3 separate regions of the Mus musculus genome follow, and regions 2 and 3 are each linked to region 1. The links are chromatin loops, found by intact Hi-C in ENCODE. Cell type or tissue: heart. All regions are shown on one strand. Region 1 has its middle 19 kb from the start of Gm8273. Region 2 overlaps Chd7 (chromodomain helicase DNA binding protein 7). Region 3 has its middle 24 kb from the start of Gm50597.

The links. Hi-C counts contacts between places; a loop is a spot of excess contacts. Peaks named below come from ENCODE experiments on the same cell type or tissue, not always from the same donor. Only the 100,000 strongest peaks of a DNase experiment are listed, where the experiment ranks them.
Region 2: a loop joins it to region 1, with 2.4 times the contacts of the local background. A loop is called at or near these places in 2 of 42 quality-filtered maps.
Region 3: a loop joins it to region 1, with 13 times the contacts of the local background. A loop is called at or near these places in 25 of 42 quality-filtered maps.

The regions. Positions count from the first base shown.
Region 1 is chr4:8,662,609-8,670,608 of GRCm38, forward strand. No RefSeq gene overlaps it. Among named protein-coding and RNA genes, the nearest start is that of Gm8273, 19 kb to the left of the region's middle. In heart, CTCF peaks have their summits at 2,987 (motif pointing left) and 4,245; a DNase peak (open chromatin) is centred at 4,253; H3K4me3 peaks cover 334 bases; H3K27ac peaks cover 734 bases.
Region 2 is chr4:8,823,107-8,831,106 of GRCm38, forward strand. Chd7 (chromodomain helicase DNA binding protein 7) reads left to right here. Exons shown (of 38, transcript NM_001277149.1): 9 at 2,356-2,439; 10 at 3,103-3,240; 11 at 3,337-3,458; 12 at 3,778-4,021; 13 at 5,126-5,302. Among named protein-coding and RNA genes, the nearest start is that of Gm46842, 84 kb to the right of the region's middle. In heart, a CTCF peak has its summit at 3,361; no DNase peak of the experiment used is centred here.
Region 3 is chr4:9,093,417-9,101,416 of GRCm38, forward strand. No RefSeq gene overlaps it. Among named protein-coding and RNA genes, the nearest start is that of Gm50597, 24 kb to the right of the region's middle. In heart, no CTCF peak of the experiment used is centred here; DNase peaks (open chromatin) are centred at 2,405 and 3,805; H3K4me3 peaks cover 565 bases; H3K27ac peaks cover 920 bases; H3K27me3 peaks cover 317 bases.

The DNA.
Region 1 (8,000 bases):
GTCCTCAGACAGACAAGCAGACACACATACACATGTATACAGCATATTTTGTGGTTCCACATAAATAAGGTACCCAAAACAGGCAAAATTCAGAGATGGGAATCAAAAATATGGTTATTACAGAGTATGAAGGAGGAGATGAGAAATTTTCTTTTAGTGGCTGCAAATAATTCATTTAATTGGAGATAATGAAAAAGTTATGGAAATGAATAGCGATGACAGTTTACACAATAATGTGGTTATAATTAATGCCACTCAACCTAACACTTGGCATAGCTAAAGGCAAGGGCTGTGTGATGTGTGCTTGACTGTACTGAAAAGTATTAAGCAAGCGTAGAGCACTATAGGCCCGTGTTAAGCTTTACCCACCCTGGCTGCACTAAACATAAACCTGCCATGGTGCCTCCTGGGAAGGCTCACTGGGTCTCCTGTACATTTTGGACCTATTCTGGTATCTGCATGGCTCCAGTGTGCCCCCCAAGGAAAGCTCTGCCCTGGTTCTCTGGCCGCTTGGGAGCTGTGCCCAAGCCCAAGGCCATCTCCTGGGTTCAGAAATGGCATCTCCTGAACCTATCCCATTTCTGAAAAGCTACTGCGCACAGCTGTAACCACAGCTTCCTGACTTCACCAAAGAGCTCTGATTTTATTACTGCTGCTTCTGAACTTTGTGGAAGCTGTTTTTTCAGCGTCTCCTGCAGTGCCTGCCCCATCCCGACGCCTCACCACAGGCCCTTCCGTCTCCCTCATTCTCTTGTTTCTAGAGAGCTCTTGAACATTGCAGGAGCGTCACAACATGGCATAATCTTGAGATCAGCCACACAAAGTGAAACTCCTCGGCCCTTTCCTGCAACTTCTTTGGTGAGTTTCTCTTCTATTCCTCTAAGCTTGACTCTCTTTTAGTTCTCATTCAACAGCACCTCAGGTGCTTCTAATGCCGAGGCCCTTCAACACAGTCTTTCATGCTATGGTGGTGATGCCCGGTCATAAAATTATTTTAGTTGGTATGTTATAACTTTAATATTGCTGCTGTTATAAATCATAATATACATAACTGATATGCAGGATAGCTATGGGACCTCGAGGGGGTCGAGACTCACAGGTTGAGAACCTACTCATCTAGCATCGCGTGAAAGAAGATTAATCATATTTTTGCATGGTTCTTACATGAATAAAATTACTAATGGTCACTCTGTTCTATGTTTCTATTATAGTAGATCCACTACCTGAATGTACTGCTGCCTATCCTCCCTTCTTTCCTTCCTTCCTTCCTTCCTTCCTTCCTTCCTTCCTTCCTTCCTTCCTTCCTCCCTCCCTCCCTCCTTCCTTCCCTCCCTCCCTCCCTTCCTTCCTTCCTTCCTTCCTTCCTTCCTTCCTTCCCTCCCTCCCTTTCTGTGTTAAGGATGGAAGCCAGGGCCTGTGCGTGCTAAGGACATACTTGACCAGTAAACATCAACACAGTCTCTTCTTCTCTTTAAGTCTGAAAATTTTCTTTTTGTTCTTCAAGTCTCCTCCGAACCCTTCCTCAACTCTGAAAATGTATTCCCTGGTTCTCATTCCCGTCACATGAGGAGAAATCTCCATATACTTTCTATGTAATCCCTGTAACACAACTGTGTTTCCCCAGGTACATGAGACTTGTGGGGTCGGAGACTGTAGCTTATATTAATTTGTGCATCATTAGACTCTGACACAGAGCCCAACATAGCAAATATTGATTGACTAAGAAGACTTTTTTTCAATGCATAGTAGCACAAGTCTTTTAATTGAAACTATATATTTTCAGACAATATAGTCTGATTATGGTTCCCCTCCCCCAGTTCCTTTCATATTCTCCCCAACTCCCCACTCACACAAATCCACACCCTTTCTTTCTCTTTTCCTCATTAGAATACAAACAGGCATCTAAAACTAATTTTTAAAAAATACAGTGCCGGGCGTGGTGGCGCACGCCTTTAATCCCAGCACTTGGGAGGCAGAGGCAGGCGGATTTCTGAGTTCAAGGCCAGCCTGGTCTACAAAGTGAGTTCCAGGACAGCCAGAGCTACACAAAGAAACCCTGTCTCGAAAAACCAAAAAACCAAAAAAAACAACAAAAACAAAAAATACAATAAGATAAAATAACAAACAAAGCAGAATAGGACAAAACAGTCAAAGGGAAATCACAGGAAACACATGTAGGTGCAGGGGACACACACAGAAGCAAACACGGCAAAGGAAAGCACAATGTATATGCAAAAAAACTATACAACAACAACAAAAAAGAATAAAACGAATACTCAGACAAAGCACTAAGGAACAGGGAACCTACAAAACTGCCATTGCGTTCATTTTGTGTTGGCCTTCTACTGCTGGCCGTGGGGTTTGTCCTTAAGAGCGGTTTCTATACCTAGTGAGAGTCCATTGAAAAGGGTAAGTTCTCCTTTGCAAGTGCTTATAGACTGCATAGCACTTCTCTAGGGATGGGGAGCTTGAGTGGTCACCCGTCTTTAATCCCAGCACTTGAGAAGCAGAGACAGCTGTGTGTCTGCAAATTCCATGTCTGCCTCATTTACATGTGAGTCCCTGGCTAGCTAGGACAGTGTAGTACAAACCTGCATCCAAAATAGATGGATAGGTAGGTAGATAGATAGATAGATAGATAGATAGATAGATAGATAGATAGATGATAGGTAGGTAGGTAGATGATAGATAGGTAGGTAAGTAGATAAAGATAGATTTGGTCTAATTGGTGATAATTTAGCTAAAATTTTGGTTCATTATGTTCTTACAAACATTGTCATCTTTTTATACTCCACAATAAGTTGCTAATTTAATACTTATACTAATTAAAACTAGGTTTGGCTGCAATATTAAAATAATATTAGTATAAAAAATAGAGGGCTGGAGACATGGCTCAGTGGTTAAGAGCACTGTCTGCTCTTCCAAAGGTCCTGAGTTCAAATCCCAGCAACCACATGGTGGCTCACAACCATCCATAATGAAATCTGGTGCCCTCTTCTGGAGTGTCTGAGGACAGCTACAGTGTATTTACATATAAATAAATAAATCTTTTTTAAAAATAGAACATTTTGAGGCAGATGATGGTGACACAGGCTTTAATTCTAGTTCTTGGGAGGCAGAGACAGGCAGAGGCAGCTGGTTTGAGTTTGAACTTAGCCTAGTGAACAGAGTGAGTTCCAGGACAGGGAAGGCTACACAGAGAAACCCTGACTCAAATACACACACACACACACACACACACACAAAAAAAGAACATTTATTGTTGTTTTGTTTTATGAAATAGTTTTCACTATGTTGCCCAGGCTAGTCTCCAACTTAGAGGTTCAAGTGATCCTCCTGCTTCAGCTTCCACAGCTGGGATAATAGATACAGCCTCACTAAGCCTTGGCAGAAAAACAATGTATCCCAGCCCCACACAAATTCAAGGCTCGAGTGGGCTTTGGTTTTTTTTTTTTAAGAATTATTTATTTTATGTATATGAGTACACTGTCGCTGTCTTCAGACACGTTAGAATTGGGTATCAGATCCCATTAAGATGGATATGAGCCACCATGTGGTTGCTGGGAACTGAACTCAAGACCTCTGGAAGAGCAGTCAGTTCAGATGGCTTAGCCAACCTCTAAGCCATCTCTCCAGCCCCAAGAGTGCTTTTCAAATGAGTCCCTATGCCATGTCTTAATTCCAGATCTGTGATAGAGGGGAAGCTAAGACACTAAAAGTCAAAATTCAACACCTGCCTTGGCAACTTAGTGAGATGTCTCAAAATATTAAGAAGTAAAAAGAGTGGGGGGTGTAGCTCAGAGGGTTCAATTAGCATGCATGTTTTTCTTCGGTTTTCAGGGAGGGGCAGAGGAAAAGAGGGGCAGGCACAGGGGTGGGGTAGGCAAATGTAGATTTCAATGTATCCTTCCCAACTCTTACCCTTATCAGAAGGCCACGCTCCATACTTCTGGAGCATTTTAGCACAAAGCAGGTGAATACGTTTCCAGATACAGGTTTTCCTGTCTTAACCGGCTCTTTGGCCTTAACATCAGGATGAGACAGACATGGTATGAGGTAGAGTGGAAATAAAGGCGATGAGTAGAGAGAAGAGAACAGTGTTTACAAAAAATGTTTCCCGTTCTAGCACTCCATGGGGCCTCTGCCTGTCGCAGGCTGTGTTTTCTTTGAGCTGTGTCTCCCCTTAGCTTTGGGGGCTGGGCTCTCTTCCAGCGCTAGTATCAGACAGCTGCAGTTCCACCTCCAGCAGCTGGGGGGCTCTATTCCACCACGGCCCACTCAGAGAAGCGATTAATTCTCACCCTTTTCCTGTCACATAAAGGAGGTGACTTCAAAGGCCACAGAACATTCTTCTCAACAGTACAGAGGGTATAGACTGCCACCTGCCTGCCCGTTTGACACTAAGGGGGCCCACCCTGTGCTGCTCTGGCCATCCTTGTTGTATGAAGCTGATTCTAACATCAGACACCTTCCACCAAGACCTCAGAAACCCAGCTCCCTTCCTTAACTCTCTCTGGATTTTTTTTTTCCAATCTCCCAGAGTTTTGGAGCAGGCTGCTGGACATCTCCCATCTCTACCTAGCTGAGGACAGTGTCTCCTGCCCCTCAACTCCCATCCTTCTGCAAAAGGGCTCCCTTGTCTTCGCTGCCCAAGTTCCTCGTATCCAAATAAGGAAGCACACAGCTTCCACTGTTCCCGTTGCCACTGGCGCTTCTTGCTTAATTATCTGTTCTCTGGTTGCATTCTACACATCATCATGAGCCGAACATGATGATGTCATCATTGACCTCCAGATGACCTCAGTGGACAAAGACCTTAGATTCCTCCATTCCACCGGGGCACCATTGCCACTTCCAATAGTTTTCTGTCGCACTATACACTCTAGACCTGTCCTCATTTCTCCTTCCTTCCTTCCTTCCTTCCTTCCTTCCTTCCTTCCTTCCTTCCTTCCTTCCTTTCTTTTTTCCTTTCTCTTTTCCTTTCTTCCTTCCTTTCTTTCTTTCTTTCTTTCTTTCTTTCTTTCTTTCTTTCTTTTTTTCTACTTTTTTAGACAGGAAAAAAGGAACTCACTATCCTGGAACTCACTTTATAGATCGGGCTGGCCTGGAACTCACAAACATTTGCCTCTGCCTCCAGGGTGCTGAAATTAAAGGTAAGCACCACCATACCTGGCTCTATGTCCTTATTTCTTGTGACCATTCTGTTGGGAAATAAAACACCCACACTGCCATTGGACATTTAACTTTGTCTTGGGTGGAGCATGGTGGGTTTGTGCATGGCTTCCTTTGGCACAATGAGTTCTATACGGTTGGCACAATTACTATCTCTGCCTCACAGGTAGGTAAGGATGGAGGATGCTGGCCTTGGAGTTCTTTGGAGGTAAGAGATGAGCTCAAGGTGACAAAGTTAGTAGGCCACAGCTAGACACAACCCCAGCACCGTGAAGTTTCATCAGAAAAGCTTCCTGCTCCTCTTCAAGAAGATGGTCGTTCAGATGCTCTGGGCTTCACCAACAGCCTTCCTCAGGACCCATGTCTGCACTGTCTCGCCACATAGGGAAGTACTGGACTTTCAAATGGCCTCATGAACTTTTTATAACGAAACAGAACATACACAAAAGTAGAAAGAAATGTGCAGTGTTGCCTCCCTCCCTGGGTATTATAAGTCCAACATACATCAATGTATGGCCTCTCTTGTCTGTGCTCCACCATTTCTTCACACTGTTAATGCAAGTCCCAGAGGTCACGTCAGTTCGGCTTTAAGCATAGTTATGTGTGCATGACAATCCAGCCATCACCAAACAGCACCTGGTCTTATAAGATCAAAATGGAGCTGAGAGAACCCTGATACCTATAATGTCATAGCCACCCTAAAAGTCTTAGCACATTATATCACTCTTGTATTTGTGGTGACACTGATGTAAATATACCTACCGGTCAAGTGCAGGAAGGCCCTGGGTTTGGTCACCTGCAACTGGAGGGAGAAAGGGAGGAAGGGAGGGAGGGATAGATAGATACTATCTTGGAGAGAGGAGACTGTAAAGGAAGATTTCAAGTTCACAACCCGTCTGGGCTTCTTTGAGAATAATGTCAAAAAAAAAAAAAAAAAAAAAAAGAGCCAGGTGTGCTGACATACACCTTTAATCCCAACACTCAGGAGGTAGAGGCAAGTAGATATCTGTGAATTCAAGGCCATCCTGGTCTACAAAGTGAGTCCAGGACACCCAGGGCTCTGTTACACAGAGAAAAACTGTCTCAAAAACAAAACAAAAAACAGAACAAAACAAGCAAGCAAACAAACAGAAAGAACAGTACATGTGGTTGTGCACAGGACATAAATACTTGACTATGGTAATAAACCATTATGTTGCTGGTCTGTGTGTTTGTCTTTTTGTATCATTTTATGTGTACTCTTTACAGAGGAATGCTTTTGTAAGCAGCACATAAGGAGGGGCCAGCAGCAGCAGCCCCTCCTGTTGATCATGCCTGTTGGTTGCATCAACAGGCTGTGTTGAATGACAGACCTGGACCTTCTAGGTCACTGTACCTACCAGCTGCGAGGTTCGTCCAATGACAGCTTGTGTAAGGATGTGCTTCTCAGGATATCTTCGTGGTGCCTAAGCAACAAATGATTGTATATCACTATATGTATAGGACTCAAGGCTCATCAATCAAAAGACTGAGCCTCCATTTCTCAGCAATCATTAACTGCCTACGATTCTTCATCCAGGGATGGGGCCTTGTGACATTCCCTCCATTCACACTGGCATGTCAACTGGCATTGTCATTGTTAAGACTTGCTTAGGCTGAGATATTGTTGAGATCTCATGGGTACAGCTTCCCTGTCATATATAGAAGACACTATCTTTAACCGGGATGTCTCCGTCTTCTGGATCCTATAATCTTTTCATGTTCCCTGAGCATTACCTGTAGGGTTATGCAGTAGATACATCAACTGTGGCTGGACACTTTACAGTAAGTCCTTCTCTGAAGTTTGGCCAGTGTGGCCTGCTGTAGTGGTCTCCAACTATTCAAAAAAGGTTCTTTGGTGAGGCTTGAGGGCTACATTTTTCTGTTATCTGTGGGTGTGAAATAAATATTTAGTAAGTAGTTAGAAATTATGTTGACTTAGGAAAGTGACAGTAGTCGGCAAGGTAGATCACTGAGTTTGAAGCTAGCCTGGTCTACAGAGTGAGTTCCAGGACAGCCAAGGCTACACACAGAAATCCTGTATTGAAAAACAAACAAACACCCAGCAGTGGTGGCACACGCCTTTAATCCCAGCACCTGGAAGGCAGAGGCAGGCACATTTCTGAGTTCGAGGCCAGCCTGGTCTACAGAGTAACTTCCAGGACACCCAGGGCTATACAGAGAAATCCTGTCTCAAGAAGAAGAAGAAGAAGAAGAAGAAGAAGAAGAAGAAGAAGAAGAAGAAGAAGAAGAAGAAGAAGAAGAAGAAGAAACAAAAACAATAGTAGTAAAGAGAGAAAGAAAAAATAGATCTAATGAATTAAATTAGAAGGAGGCTTAGAGAAGAGGAAGATCAGTGGGAGGGGAAACAGGCCATGGTAATAAGGGATTGAAGATCATATATATATGATGTCATAATAAGGGCTGGAAAGATGTCTCAGCACTTAAGAGCACTGACTACTCTTCCAGAGGTCCTGAATTTAATTCCTAGCAACCACATAGTTGTTCACAACCATCTGTAATGGAATCTGATGCCCTCTTCTGATGTGTCTGAAGACAGCGACAGTGTACTTACATAGAACAAATAAATATTTTTAAATGGGGGTAGGGGAGCAGAGGGCTGGAGAGATGGCTCAGCAAGAGCACTGACTGCTCTTCCAAAGGTCCTGTGTTCAAATCCCAGCAACCACATGGTGGCACACAACCAGTAATGAGATCTGATGCCCTCTTCTGGTGTGTCTGAAGTCAGCTACACTGTGCTTATGTTTAATAATAAATCTTTAGGTTGGAGCAAGCAGAGACTGAAGCAA
Region 2 (8,000 bases), 160 kb after region 1:
TAACTTATGTTCAAATACAAGACAAGAAGATTTAAAAACCAGCAGCTCTCTAACTTTGAAGGAGATTACTTGATGGTTTCTTAGCTGTTCTCCAGAAAGTGTTAGCCAGGCCCAAGCAGGTTGCCTGCAAATGTGAGTCTGTGGGGTTTGTTCCTTCCACACCGACAGGGGCAAAGGCAAAAAGGAAATAACTAAAGACGTAACTGCACATAAGCTGTGAAGGATAGGGTTGTGAAATGCTCCTACTGGTCAGCCTTTCAGGTTTAGCCTTCTGTGGAGGAGGAAGAGATGGAAGAGTCGAGAGTCTAAGGTCACGTGTGTGCTTTTCTGGAGCATGTTCAGGGTACCTGCAGGCAAGCAGGCAGGCGGCCTAGGATACCTGGCGCTGCTTTCTCTGGTCTCAGCCTCCTGCCCTGCTGTCTCAATAGCACTGAGTGCTTGACACCGGGTGGCTTGGGCTCCTGACTGTGACTCAGTTCTCTCTCCTGGGAGAACGGTAGCAAGGCTTTTTTTTTTTTTTTTTAAGAGTAGTCTGAAAATAAACCTGTGTGTTTCTATTTCCTGTGCCCCTTTTTATGAAAGTTAAGCTAAAATGTTGAGATGCTGGGTGACCAGCATCAGCAGAGAGAGGACCCATGTGTCCTGTTGACCTTCTGTGAGGCGCAGCAGGAGGGAAACCAGGAAGCTCCGTGGGCTTTCCCTGTCTGTAAATCAGGGCCCTGTTCATTCAGTTTACCTGGACTCTGGCTCCTGTATTCACTCCTTAGGGAACTGTGCCTGGCCCTAATATACAGCCTGTTTCTCTGAACCTGCTGTCCACATGTCACTTGCATCCAGGATACAAAGCACCCTGGTAAAATGGCAACTTAGAAATCTTAGTTCTATCTGGAATCTTAGCAGGAAAGAGTACAGCTCTGTGCACCCCTTCCTGACTCTGTCTAGGATCTCTGGCTATGGCTGCTGTTGCAGTCTTTGCTGAAACTTAGCCTTCCTGACTCTCCTGAACCTACAGTCTACTCAGAAATAACATCTAGGCCAGGAAGCCCATCATATGCCTATGCCACAGAGCACTGGAAGAGGGTGTAGGAGAGAACACGTTGGGTATTGGCTATGAAAGCTCATGCTGGAAAGACAGTGGTCTTACAGAGGGCCTTTGTCATCCAGGACTAGTTTGTGGAGTATTTTTACGGCTTGTGTTGTATATAAATAATATGTACGTGCTAATTGCCTAAATCCAGCACTTTTGGCAAAGCTAAATTCATCAGAACGTTAACACTTTAAATCGAATACACTGCCGTAGTGTATTCTTTTTCTTACCGCTCACCTCTGAGGAAAAACGGAAGGCAGCAGAGGCATTTTTTTTGTGTCTGTGTTGTTTGGTTCATAGTTCATAATCCAAAGCACCCAGGGTGGACATTTTAAGTGGGTACAATAGCCAGAGTGACAGAGAATGAGGTCTGATTGACTCTAAGCTGCCTTTCACGTGTAAGCATTACAGAGTGTTAACTAAGCTACTCTACAGCACGCGTAACTGTGTGTCTTTGTTTCTGACTCAGATCAGAACCTTCACAGATGTAGGTTTCTTAAAGTATGACGTGGCCTTTAGCTTTCATGGGAGCAGCAGTCTGTTCTTCCGTATGAACCAGAATCTGCTTGAAGCGTATTCTAGCCTCGTATTCTTTCTAAACAAACATTGTTAGAATATTAGTTAAATTAGTTAGTAACTGTGTTTAAGGTTACTTTGGATTCTTTTACCTAAACACTCACATTCAGTACAATTAAGTTATTGGAATGTTTAAGATTAATGGGACGACTGTTATTCTATGTGAGGTGGTGATATCGGTTGGCAAAGATTTCCAACCATCCCGACCATGCTCACAGACCAGTGTGAGACCTGCTGATTTCAGGGTTGGTGGCTTATGCTAACATTCTGTACGTGGTGCTGTGCAGCGTTCTTAGATGCGCTCACTAGCTAGTATGTACTGTGTGTGGCTCTGACTCTTCACTGCAGACTGTACTTTCAAGAATGCTAAATGTATTGCATGCCATAGGCCTTTTGGATTGCCCATTAGTGAATTGTAATTTCACACTTCATTTGAAATATTCTTAAACATTCTCTCACAGTAGAAGGCTTCACACAGTAATTAAAATACTCAGTTAACAAAGTCTGAGAAGTTTGATTTCCTCACAGGGAGTGATTTTGCTAAATTGTAGCATTTCAATTAATATAATAGAAGATGTCAAATACAAATTTTGTGTTGCTGTGACCCAAAATCCTGCCTAGTGAAAAGTGAACTACTGTTTCTCTGGAGACAGGAACGAGACTTTAAGCCTTTTCTTCCTTCTTGGGAACAGATTGAGGATGACCTTTTTAATCCAGACTATGTGGAAGTTGACCGGATAATGGACTTTGCACGTAGCACAGATGACCGGGGCGAGGTAACAGAGATCATTTGTGTTACCCTGGGTGGCTCACATGTGTTGACAGAAGGGACAAAATCAAGGTCTGAGCCTGGTCAAAGCCTCCACTACCAAGCTTCTAGTCTGTGTTTAACTGAAACGTTAAACACAGAAATCCTCCTTCCCTCAAGGAGAATTCCCACTGACTCAGAGCACCCAAAGTGTTTCCCCTTCAGTCTTCCAGACTCATATTCACCATTGTAAGTGACTGAGAGCAAACAGGATAGTTTTTCCCTTGAAGAAAAAACTTGTCTGTTTTTCACTCTGCAGGCAACTATTCAGTTATATAAACAAATAGCTTACTATAATAAATCCAAATCATGTAATTGAGTAATTAGATTACATAAAAATTAACCTTTGATTTGGCTTTTTGGTATTCATTAGCTACTCCTTAATATTTGGTCATGAACCAATGATTCAGATAAAAAGCTCATTTTTTTTTTCTGTTAATACCCAATAATCCACTTTCTAGTATACACTGGAAATGACCACTTTCAGTGCTTATAGTTATAAAATGTGGGCAGTTGAGTCTTCCCAGTGCTGGGGGTTGTCTTGGTCAGGGAAGCAGAGCTCATGTCTTTTCCTGAATATATAGTATTTGGTCAAATGACTTTAGTTCTGATTTGTTTGAACCTGGCCCAGCCTGTGATTCACTACCTGGTGAAGTGGTGCTCACTCCCTTATGAAGACAGCACATGGGAGCTGAAGCAGGACATAGATCAAACAAAGATCGAAGAGTTTGAAAAACTCATGTCCAGGGAGCCGGAAACCGAGCGTGTGGTGAGGACTGGCTCTCGGGGAAGGGTTTGATTTGGGCATAGCATAGTGGTGTAGTCACTGAGAAACCACTAATGGCATCTACTATATTTGGAACAGGAGCGACCTCCTGCTGATGACTGGAAGAAATCGGAGAGTTCCAGGGAGTATAAAAACAATAACAAACTCAGGGAATACCAGTTGGAGGGAGTAAACTGGCTACTTTTCAATTGGTACAACATGTATGTAAACATGCTTCTTTTTACTTTCAATAAATGCTGTAGCTCATATCCTTTGTGGTATTAAGAATATAAATTTTAATGCTGTAATACGTTTTTAAAATTCAACTGTTGGAATATACTTAATTTATTCACCAAATTAATCAATGGATCTATGTAGAAATGATATCTGTTTGCTGGGAACTTTTCTTTGAGATATATTTTGTTGAACTAAGAAAATAGCTAAGGTGGTATGGGGTATGCATTTATGGAGTGTATACTCTGTAAAAAGAGAGTGACAGCTGATAATCACGAAGCTTTCCTGTCCTTTTCTTTCCTAAAGGCGAAACTGCATTTTAGCAGATGAGATGGGTTTGGGAAAAACGATCCAGTCCATTACGTTTCTCTATGAGATATACTTGAAAGGAATCCATGGCCCCTTTTTAGTAATTGCCCCATTGTCCACGATCCCCAACTGGGAAAGGGAATTCCGAACCTGGACGGAGTTGAACGTGGTTGTGTACCATGGGAGCCAAGCCAGCCGTCGGACCATTCAGTTGTATGAAATGTACTTCAAAGATCCCCAGGTAAAGCGGTGGGGTGTGACCCCTGTGCATGTTGTATATGTTTTAGAGGGTTGAAGACTCAGATCTCTATGACCTGGGGATAGAAGCCTCGATTTCCCTTACTTGAGAAACTTGCTTGAGATTTCTTATCCAATGCATGTTTGAAAATTGTCCTACATCCATGAATACTGGTTTTAGCATTTGTCATTCTGATTATTATAAAGAGTAACTTAACATTTAAGACCACAAACTCTATAACATATTAGTAACCTAGTTCTATTTTGTATGCCTAAGACAATGCCACACACACACACACACACACACACACACACAAAAATGATGCTAAAATGTGACCAGGGGGGACATTTTATTGTCCTATGATCAGAAGTGAAAAAGTCATTAAGTAAAAATCCAAGTATGCCACAGAAGAGGGAGTTAGTGCTTGCTCGTGTAAGAATTGTTCTAATCTTGTCTTGTAGTTACCTGCTTGTAGTTATTACCTCTTACTGGCAATAAAGCATTATGCATGCATGATAGGGGATGGTATATGCTAAAACATGTGTAATCTTTAAGTAGTAGAGGCTGTTGTAGAGTTGGTAACAATACAAAGTGTGACCTATAGTTAAAAGATTAAAAAATATTGAAATCTGTTTTTATCTTTAGATTTGAGAAATTATAAGGCTCATCCTCTTTGGATTCTTTTTTAAATTTCAAATATTTTGGTATTTTACAGAAATGTTTTAAAAAAGAAAAGAAAAAAATTAAGTTAGAGAAACTTAAAAAAAAATTAACGTTACCTCAGCATTGAATTTCCTGTTAGGTTCTGTGGGCTGTGACTAGACTGGAGCACTTAATGTCACTTTATTCACATGTGCTCTCTAAGGAAATTTGACCCCAAATTTTTCTAGTACTTCACCAGTTTCTTTTTAAAAGGAAATGTTTCAAAGTCCTACTTTAACTAAAATAACTGTAACCAGAAAACTTGACAACAGAATGTGCCACCTAAAATACAGAGGTCTCCAAAGGGTTAAATACATATATTTTAGAAGCTTTTTTATGCTCAAATGTAGGAACATAGCCAGTCCTGTGAAACAGCTCTCACGTGCTGTGCCCCCCCCCCCCCAGGGTCGAGTGATAAAGGGGTCCTATAAGTTCCACGCCATCATCACTACATTCGAGATGATTCTGACGGACTGTCCTGAGCTGCGTAATATTCCTTGGCGCTGTGTGGTCATCGATGAAGCCCACAGGCTGAAGAACAGAAACTGCAAGCTGCTGGAAGGGCTGAAGATGATGGACTTGGTTAGTGACCGTGGCGGCTGCCGCTGAGTCCCTGCACTGTTGCCTTGGTCTCTGAGTGTGCTGCCTTCCTGACTGCTGTCTGCTGGTATCTCAGTAGAGCATAGTCATGATAATTTGAACAACATCAATTTCAAATATTTGCCATGTCATTAACTGTTGGGCCAAGCCTTGCCTCCGTGATGACAGGCCACCTACGTTTCCCAGCACGTGTTTTTGCTCCAGTGAGGGCAGTTGTACATGCACGCTGTTGGTTAGTCGGCTGGGACATCTGTTCAGTTTCTGCAGATGCTGAGAAGTTTGTAATATTGAAGGCCTCACATTTGCTCTGGGGTTTTAAACCACACTTATTTTATTTTCCCAAAGAAATAGCCATGCCTTCCTACTTTGGTGATAGAAGATTTTTCTTTTCTGTAGGAATAATTATCAGTGACATGTTGTAAGAATAGCAGGATTTTGTTATTTGTTGTGCCTGCTGCTGTGTGTACAATCCTCCGATAGAAGTTGCTACAAGCTCTTCTGTCCTTGAATTCCTTCTTGATCCATAGTTTTCAAGTTAGTATGGCCATTTGTTTGTCCCCTCCCTCCCTCCCTCCCCCTCCCCCTCTTGCATGGATCTGCTTGTGTGTTGAGGTTGCACACATACCTTGGTGTTCTTGTGGAAGTGAGGGAACCACGTGGGTCTCCCTACCATGTGAGTTCCAGGGAGTGAACTCAGGTTTTCAGAACTTTTACCTGCTGAGCCAGCTCACCAGCCCAGCTTCTCATTTTTAATGTACATTTGAAAAAGCATTGTTATCCTGTAGAATGTAGTGGCAGAGTTGAGAACTTCTGTAGATGTCTTGTTATTGAGAGTGGATGATGGGAAGGAACCTTCTGCGTGTTCAGGGCTGTCCTAAAGACTGGACCTGCTGAAGAGAACCTCAGAGCTCTCCGTCACAGCTTTTGCAAGGGTTTGGCCTAACCAGCCATTCTTTTAATTACAAACAGCGAAATCTAATTTTGCTTAAAGGAAGAATATTGACTGATTTTTTTTTCTTCCTACTTAGGGTAGCATTTCCCATTTTATTATCAAATAAACAGCTTATTAACAAGGTCCTAGATGTTTTGGAACGCAGTTCACCAAATTTGATAGCCAGTCTGCAAAGCAGCATGAGCATTTAGAAAACCAGAGAAAGTCCTTGACTAGGGTTCTGTAGACGGAAGGACTCCTAGCTGGCTCCGGTTTCCCTGAGTGATACTCTAGCAGTGCAGGGAAGTAATTCGTTCTTTGCAGGTAAACACAAATGTTCAGGACCTACCTCTCTGTCTTCAGAGCAGAGGTGTGCCTTCATGGTCACCCACCAAGAGACAGGCTGTTTCTGAAGGCTTAAAGTCATGGGGCTGAGCTTGCCCTAAGTTGTACTCTGTTGTTAGTTTCCAGGTCTCAAAATAGTAGATTCTCATTGTGAAATACTCCTTAGTTAGTGAGAGAAATGTGCTGTACTTCTCTCAACATCAAAACATTTACTTGCTTTTGAGGTGTTATAGAAATTACTCTTTTATTAATGGATAAGAATCTGGCATAGCAGTAACTTTTCCGTTACATATCACAATATTTGTTTACTTTTTTATGCATAATAGCACATAGGGAAATTATAATGTTTTCTTCACTGAGCTAGACAGGGAGGGTGAGGCTGCCCCTCAAAATGGGAGACCAGTCATGGGGTTCTGACTGTCATAGCCAGTGTGCCTGTAGCGTGTTTAAGATAATGTACTCAGAATCTCCAGTGTCCTATCTCAGAAGAGATGTTTTTAAGGTGGAAGATATTATTGTTGTTCAAGGCCAAAATGTCCTTGTATTGATGCAGCTGAGAATTGCTGACTGCTTGGTGCTTAAGTCCTAACTTCAATGTCATTTGAGCCTATTCTCTTGCCAGAGTTACCTAGTGAGGAGCCGTCCAGGCTGCTGTAGGCCTTAGGGATGCCGATCCTCAGGCTAGACTGGCAGGGGTGAGCACATGCTTGGTGAAGATGACCTGCAAGCTAGAAGGGAGGATTACTGAGTGTCTGTCTGCCTCTCCTCTGTAACGAAGTCAGAGGGAGGATTACTGGGTGTCTGTCTGCCTCTCCTCTGTAACGAGAGACACAGAGCTGTGTCAGTGGTGATCATAGTTGACAACATCCTCAGTAAGAGCTCTGAAAGGAAAGCCCTCGACAAAGAGGGGCTATCCTGAAGTTGTTAGAGGTCATTGACTCTGTTGTCTCCTCATTCATTGACAGGAGGCTCCACACAAAACTGTGTTGCTAAAGGGAAATTAAGCACACTTTGTCCATTTGCACTAAAGAAAGCAATCATGTTTTCAAGGCAGGCGCAGCTCTACCTATCCATTGAACTGGAGGCTGTAGTGCCCAGTAGCCCAAGACAGGAGAGGTCCTTTGCTCAAATAAGTTTCCTTTGAAATGTGCATACCTAAAAGTTTGTAATTTCTAAGTTAAGTGCTCAGACCTTAAGCTCATGAGGAAGGAGATTCGATAGCTCTGAGACAGTCAACACAGCATGGCCACTGTTCTTTCACTGTCCGGGATGACACTTTCAAACGCTCTTGGATAAAGTCATTCAGGACTTTGGCTAATCAGAGATCACAGCCAGTGAAACTTAAATAGTCTAGAAGACCTTGAACTCATTTGCAGATTGCACAGGCTTTGTGAGCCTAGTAAT
Region 3 (8,000 bases), 430 kb after region 1:
GGGATGCCCGTTTCCTTCTGCTGTTACGATGAGTTATTGTGTTCCTAGTGTCACAAACAGCACTGCTTTAGGTCCAGAGTTCGAATTCAACCTGGAGCCCCTGGGTTGGTGAGAGCTTTGTCTTTTCTGGACATTCTAAGGGAAAGTATGCTGTTTGCTGTTCCAGGTGTGAAAGCGATGCCCTGCCTTATGGGTCCTTCACCATGTTTAAGACCAGAAACCACAGGATAAGGGGTTCTTATATCAGGCACACTAAACCTGACTTGTCCATCTTTCCTCCCACATCTGAGGTCTTTGTGATTACCTGTAAAATCTGCAATAGTCTCCCCACGTTGAAACCCTCTGATCAAAAGCCTCATTTCTGCATATAACTTTGGCCCCAGGCCTTGGCATCTTTGGGAGACTATTACTCTGCTTCCCAGGTGGGACGGCTGCAGGTAGCATCATTGGGCAGGAAAACCTGTGAGACACAGGGGAGGCAGAGCCTGAGGGGTTAGGACAACGGATGGAGAGGTGTTAGATCAGAAGTCTGAGTGTGGAGGGAGAAATACCTGCCTTGCTGAAGCATGGGAACGGGACCTGGGCACACTTGGTTTACGACAACCCAACTCTTTTGTTCACCAAAAATCTCAAAATTCTTGTAGGCATGCAGGGCAGTATGTTCTTCCTTTGTGTGTGCCTTTCTATATGCATAACGACTACGTAGAGCTCTATTCAAGTAAGTAAAGCAGTCAGAAAATAGCCTGCTCTATCGAAGTTGGCATCTGGAGCCACATAACACTCTATCCCCTCGCCCTTGTAATACCCTGAGTTATTTTAGTGTGAAAACCTTGTGGCTAGAGCTGTTTTGCATAAAGCCCTTCCGAGAGGTGCCTAGAGTGGCAGTTTGTGGTCCAGACTCTTTAGTGAGGGGAGTGTGGGTGTCCAAAGCCTGTGGGTCTCACTCAGTCATTCTCCAATCCTGAAAAAAAGATAGTTCATTATAATGTACTCGCTGGTGGGGAAGGGGAGGTGTCATTTTTCTGCCATTTGGTTGAGATTTACAGCAAATGGGATTCAGAGGATTACAGCATGAAGGAAATGTCAATGTTAAATCTATAGACGGTCCCTTTAGTGCCTCGTGTCATAAATTAAAAGCAAGCACAAGTGGGAAGGCTCGGTGAAGGGGACACAGGGAAGCGCCAGGTGGATCCGTGTTTGCTTTTCTTTCTGGAACACACATGCTCGGCTGCCCTGGCTCACTGCCCCCTCGCCCCTCCCCCAGCAAGAAGCCACTGCATCTGTGTGTCCTGGCTCGCTCCAGCTCCCTCGGCCACCTTAGTAACGTGTTTCCGCAGCTCACTGCAAGGCCAGCATCAGGTGTCACAACTGCTAGGGTGACTGGGTTAATGGCCAAGGCATTTTCCCCAGAGAAGCAGAGACAGACAGACTTGCCTTTGTCTGCTCTGAGAGAAGTTTGAATTTAAAACTTTGTCCCAGACAATGTGCTGGGACCCCTGGGGTTTGGTTGTTTGGCCATGTATGCTTCTCAGCAGTGCCACTAGCTCTGTTAGGAGGACCTGCATCCTGAGGATCTTCTTGCTTTCTTCTGAACCCAAGTTTGATTTGAGTTCATGAAGTCAGGCCTGTGAATGAACCCTTTCTACTGGACTCTCTTGTGGCCTCTCTCCACAAGTGTTGATTCTGAGCATGGGAGGTAGGGCAAGGGCTGGGCATGCTGGTTTAAATCCCTCTTCTTGTCCCCTCACCAGCCCCATCCCTGCCATACTAGAGTGGCTCTGATCTACAGGTATGTCCCTGTAGCTATTACCTTGTTGGTAAGGGTGACAAAGACTTTGTGTAGTCTCCTTCAGTTGTACACAGGAATATGTGCATTAAAATAATTTTTGATAAGTTTATGTATATTATGTTTGTTCACATACATATGTGTAGATGCAAACATATATAACATCATATATGTTTGTTCACATGTTTGTGTGTGTGTGAGTGCACAGACATACGCTTGCACGAGTGCACACACACACACACACACACACACACACACACACACACACACACAGCATTGTGTAAAGAGGTTGTGTAATATGCATGCTGAGTTACATCCCTCATCAGCATTATGTGCTGATGCTTTCACATCAGACCGGCTGTATTGGAAGACATGATCCTTGATGCCAAAATGAAGCCATATGGGAGAATTGTACATGGACACCTGTCCTTACAGGAAAAGATTAGGACACAGACACGCACAGCAGGAAGACTAAAAAAATGCAAGGAGACAGAGAGATCTGTCTGCGAGCCAAGGAGTGAGCTCTTACAAAAATCAAAAACAACATACAAAACAAAACCAGCTCTTGCGACAGCTGGATCTTGATTCAGGCATCCAGAATTGTGAGTTCAGAAATGTCTCTTATGTAAGCTACCAGCTGTAGTACTTTGTCATGGCAGCTGAGCAAACAAATAGGAGAGTCTCCTGAAGCTGCACTGAAGTGGGGAAGCCCAACTATGCAAGCCCCATTGCTGTTCTTAACTACTGTCGGTAATTCGAGTAAGCCTTAGCTTGTATATTGAGAGCGCTCCGCTCCTGTTGAAGGTTTCTCCTGCTGGCCTTGTTTGTATTTACTGACAAGCTCTGACGTTGGTCCCTTTCAGAACTCCTTCATGTGCTCTTGACTACTCTTGTTATTTTTCAGGTGAGCTATGGAGTTTTTAAAGCTTACTCTTTCCTTTTCTTAATTAAAGAAAACAACAACAACAACAACAACAACAACAACAACAACAACAACAGTACTAGTACCTATGCAAAACAGATTTTGGTTTTTAGACACAGAAGGAAGGTTTCAGGAAGCCAAACAAACAATAAGATTTGGAAACTCCCCAATGAGTGCGGGTTTCTGACCCCAGGGCAGTGACCAGCACCCTCATCAGAGAAGTAGAACAATTCCCAAAGGGACATCATCAGGTCTCAGCCCTGGGCCAGCACAGTGTGGATGGCCCTGGTGAGAGGCCAGTCCAGAGACTGCACTTTCTCTTCCTAACTGGAAGCACAGGCTAGAAACCTGCTGATCCAGAGAGGGTGTGGGCAGCCCTGACTTGACTGTGCTCCAGGTAAGCTAGGTGCCTGGCTGGTTGACCCTGATCTACTGGTTGGGAATGTCTGCCCTAGAGGATCTTTCACAACTTCATAGACTGCTTTCTTAAGGACAGAATCAAGTGGCAATTGGATGTTCATCTACAACGAGGCTTCCTATCAATAAATTATAGTGGCTCCCCTGCACAGAGACCTGATTGCTTGGCCTCTATAGGCATACTTGGCCTATGAGGATTTTTTTTGTAAGTCTTTTTCCTAGTCTATAATAATATGCAGTATTAGCATCGTGCCCTGATTTTTAGCTGTAAACACAGTACATAACTTTTTAAAATTTTTTACTGGATACAGTTAGCGGCCTTGTCCATCTTTAAATCTTTAAAAACTACCTGGAAATGAAAAACAGAACAGTCATAACCAGCCTATGTTGCTTTAACGTAGCTTTCAAGGCAGAAGGGGAAAAAGATTGCATATCCGAGGAGGTAAGGGAACGTGATAGGCTGGCAATTCTGAGCCAGCTATGACCTTGAGTGTGATCAATAGGCTGCTTCCTCTTTGTCAGGCAGAGCTGAATTCCAACTATTTTTCCCCAGCAGAGGCATTCATTTAATGATATTAAAATCTTCATTGATTATGCTCCATAGTTTGAAAATTGAAGCGGACCAAGTCAAACTCACTCAACCCAGTCGTCCTCCAGGCGCCATTGAAAGGAGACGTGGACGCGCAGCTATAACTAAATGCTGCCACCTAGAGGACAGAGTCGGTATAGCACCACGCCTGCAGTTGGTATTCTCCGGACTTCAGGAGCCCAGTCTCTGCTGTGTTTTCCTTTGGACTGTTCTCCCCGTGACTCAGATCGGAATACAAAGTGGAAGTTTTTGTATCCTCTAGGGAAATTATTCTTTATAACGATCGTTTAAATTCTCCCAAGATGAGTGTCCAAGGAGAGATAGACACTTGGAAGAGGAGCCCGGAGAGGAGTTGCCTCACATGCAGCTTCTGAAGCGATGATGTGAAGGTCTACATGAGTCTTTGGTATTATCTCCTCCTCACAGCAGAATATGAGTCCGCAGTGTTTCTCCCTGTAAAAGGCCGACAGTTCAAACCCCACACAGACGCCTGGGAAGCTGGTGAACAGTCCATTTCCTCGCCGGCTAGTGCTGTTAGAAGTGGGCTTGTCTTGGGAGAAATTCCAGTTTCAAGCCATCCTAGTCACACAAGGAAAGCCTGTCCCAATGCAAACAACAAAAAGAGAAGGCCTTTCTATTGGCTTAAAGCTAATCCCCGACTCCCAGCCCCTGCGCGCCTTCAAAGCACAGTGCTGCTCGTCTCTGAGGTTGACTGTGGTTCTCAGATTGGCCATCCAGGTTGCTGCTTCCTTTGCCTCCTCACAGAGGCTCCTCCATTTACACAGACGAAGTGCTCCTAAGCTACCGAAAAAAAGCTATGTATTGGGTCATCAGGTAGAAGCACACCGAGGGAGGTGGGCATGTTAGGCGCACCACAACCCAAGACTTTCCCTCTCTGGCGCTAGCCTGGTGACACAGGCTGCGGCTGTTACACTATGGAGAAACTCCGGGACCTGTGTCTTGTGCATGTCTGTAGAGTGGCACGAACACAGGCTGCTTTCTGCCAGGGAAGAAAGAGCTCTCTGTCTGGCCGAGTGTGGCGCAGGCAGGGCCGTGTATCTCTTTTGGGTTTTTTGTTTGTTTGTTTGTTTTTGTTTTGTTTTGTTTTGTTTTTGTTTGGTTTTGGTGTTCTGTCCATCTTGTTTGGGAAGCCCTCATCTGCGTCACTGAATTCAATCCCCTCTTCTGTTTTTGATTAAACTGCGTTGGGTGGAGACTAACCTGGGGTCATTTATGTCCTTCTGATGCTAATTTGCACAACCGATATTTTCTTTTACACTCTGTAGTTTAAGAGGTTTTCCTTTTCTAAATGAAATGTAGGGTTTCACAATCACATGGGGGACCAGACCGATGGAAGTGGTTCTGCTTGATGCCTTTAAAATTGTACAGAAACGTAAAGGAATTCACTGGGTGCGTGCGTGAGCATCCATTGCCATTTGATTAACATATCTCAAGGGTCAGGGCAGTAGGCATCGGCTCAGGGTGACAGTGGTAATATAAGTTGCCCCACACTGTCTTGGGGGGCTCTGCTCATGGGACATGAAACATGACAGTTAGTTTAGTAGAATCACACAATGGGGTGAAAACTCCCAGGGGCTTGCACATTGGGTCTATTCTAAGCCTGGGTTCTCTTGTGATGGCTTTGGGGGTAACTCAAACCAACCTTCCTACAGAGCTTTAATTATGCATAATCACCAGCAAGCTTTGTTCTGGGCTATCACTTTCATCTGAAGCTCAAAGAGCTCAAACATCATTACCTCATTAAACCTTGCAACACCCCTGCGAGGTGAGGCGATTAACCCATTTTCCAGACGGGGACATAGAGGCACAGAAGGTGTCAGTAACTGTCCTAATGTTACATGAATCAGAGTTAGGTAGACAACAGAGCCCACTCATGTTCCACCCCCAGTCTGCTTCTCAGAACCTTCCTTGCCCCATCACAGAAATAGTCACCCTCAGACCTGGGAACCAGCTCTACCTGGTTGTGCGCTGTGTTGAGCAGTATTCAGAACATCATACCTGGCATTAAATCAATATCAAGATTTAAAAAAAATAAAACTAATGCCTTTTAAGGAAAATGGATATGACAATAATCACTGAAGCAAAATGGGAGTCTCCCAAAGTCCTCAGCGTCTTCTCATAGAGGCCCTTCAACTTTTCTTACATTAAACCAGGAAATTCCACTTGGCCAAGCAGAAATGAAACTTGAACTTTACAAGCCTCAGAACTCTGTTTAAATGGAGGCATGCTAATGTTTGTCTTTTAAGTTTGATAAACAACGGTTTCTCCTTGGCTTCACTTCAGTGCAGGCTGTCTTCACATGAACCTCACGGTTGTTTTGTTGTGGAGTTAGGGGAGGGGCCTTGGTGTGATGGGGTGAGAGTCAACAGGCTTTCTTGTCAATGTTGGGGAACTATTGAAAGCCTGATATCTGGGATCAGGGGCAGAAAAGCAGCATTCAGTGAGAAGTCAGGAGTCTCCCTGGGCCTTTGCGTCTATTTATGATCTGTTTATGCCGCAGACACACTTACACGCAGCTACTGGCTAGGTGCAAAGCAGCTCTAAGGGGAGCAAAATGGAGTAACCATCCTTCAGCAGTTTGTAGTCAGTGGGCAAAGATAAGCCAGCATGGGAATATCAGGGTAGCTAGCCCCTGTGGAAGCATCCCCTAGGCATAGTCAAGGTGATTAGCTCAAATGGCATGCCAAGCTCCTTGAAAAGGTAATGCTTGGACATTGGAGGTGAGTCTAAAGGATTGAAGGCTCTCCTGATGAGGTTGTCATGACTAAACTTCAAGGGCTGTGTGTTTGGAGAAACCTTTCACGTGGATGCAATCCCAGCAGCAGAACCAATGTTTCCAGTGTGTATGAGGAAATTATTCCTGGCTAGAGTACACAGATACATCAGAAATGGGGCTGGTCTTCAGGCAAATTATAACGTGTTACAAAAAGCAGGATAAACTTTAAAAGGCACGTAACAATATAGTTTGACATGTGGTTATTACCACTTTAGAACTTACCCAATAAGGAAAATAGAACTCCAGAGGGAAGGGAACAGAAAGCTGGAATTCTAGAGTTAAGCACAATTCTGGGAGGATGAGAAACTGACTCAGGCCTCCTGCTTTGGGCTGGCTTCTGTTACTATGACAAAATGGCACAAACTGGGTAACTCCATAGAGAAGAGAGATGTATTTCCCTTAGCCCTGGGGGCTAGGACATTTAAACTAATATAGCAACAGTGCTGGCCTGCTTTCTGTCATCAACGATGCGGGCTATCACATGACAAGAGTCACACATGAGAAGAGTCACAGAGTGTGCCCACTGTGCTTTCCTCTTTGCCTTACAAAGTCATGGATTCCATCATGGGGACCTTCTCTGACCTATTGGTTAAAATGATCCATTTTCATATAGTTATCTAGTTCAATGCCACTTGAGAAATGACAATCTTTTCATCCTTTAATTATTTAAATTATGTACATTATGTAAAAAATCAGTTATCGGGCTTTTTTTAGAGCTCCCAATCAAGTTGACACTGTTATGTCTATCTTGTACTAATGCCATAGCATTTTGATTAGGGTAGCTTTGTAATAAGTTTGGAAATTGGGACATGTGAGTCCCCCAACTTGGTTCCCAATCCTAAGGTTGTTTTGACTATTCTAGGTCCCTTTGACTTCCCAGACAAACCTTTGAATCATCTTATCAATTTATGCAAAAATTGAAATGAGCTCACTGGGACTAAGGATTACAAAAAAGTTGTAGTTCGTTTGGGGAAGACTTTCCATACCAATGACAGTTTTAAGTCTTCCAGTTTGTGAACAAAACCTCTCTATTTATTTATCTTTAGCTAACGATCTTTAACCATGATTTTCTGAGTAGAAGTTGTATAGTTAGTTGGTAAATTTATTTCTAAGCATTTTGTTTTTATTGGTGCTTTTGTAAGTGGAATTCTTAAAAACAACAACAACAACAACAACTAGTTGCATGCATGTGGAAGTCAGGGGACACCGTGCAAGAGTAACTTCTCGTCTTCTACCTTTAAGTTGTTGGCTTGACAGGAGTTGCTTTACTTAATGAGCCGTGAAATTCTTTTCTTAATTTCCTTTTATAGTTCATATCATCTAGACACAACTGGCTTTTTAAAATATTATATTTTGATTCCTAAAGCCTTACTAAATTCATTTATTAGTTCTAATGGGAATTTTGAAAACAGGGGATCTTTAGGGATTTCTATGCCAGGCCAAGGCATCTGTGAATCAAAGCAATTGTACTTCTTCTATCTACTCTGTT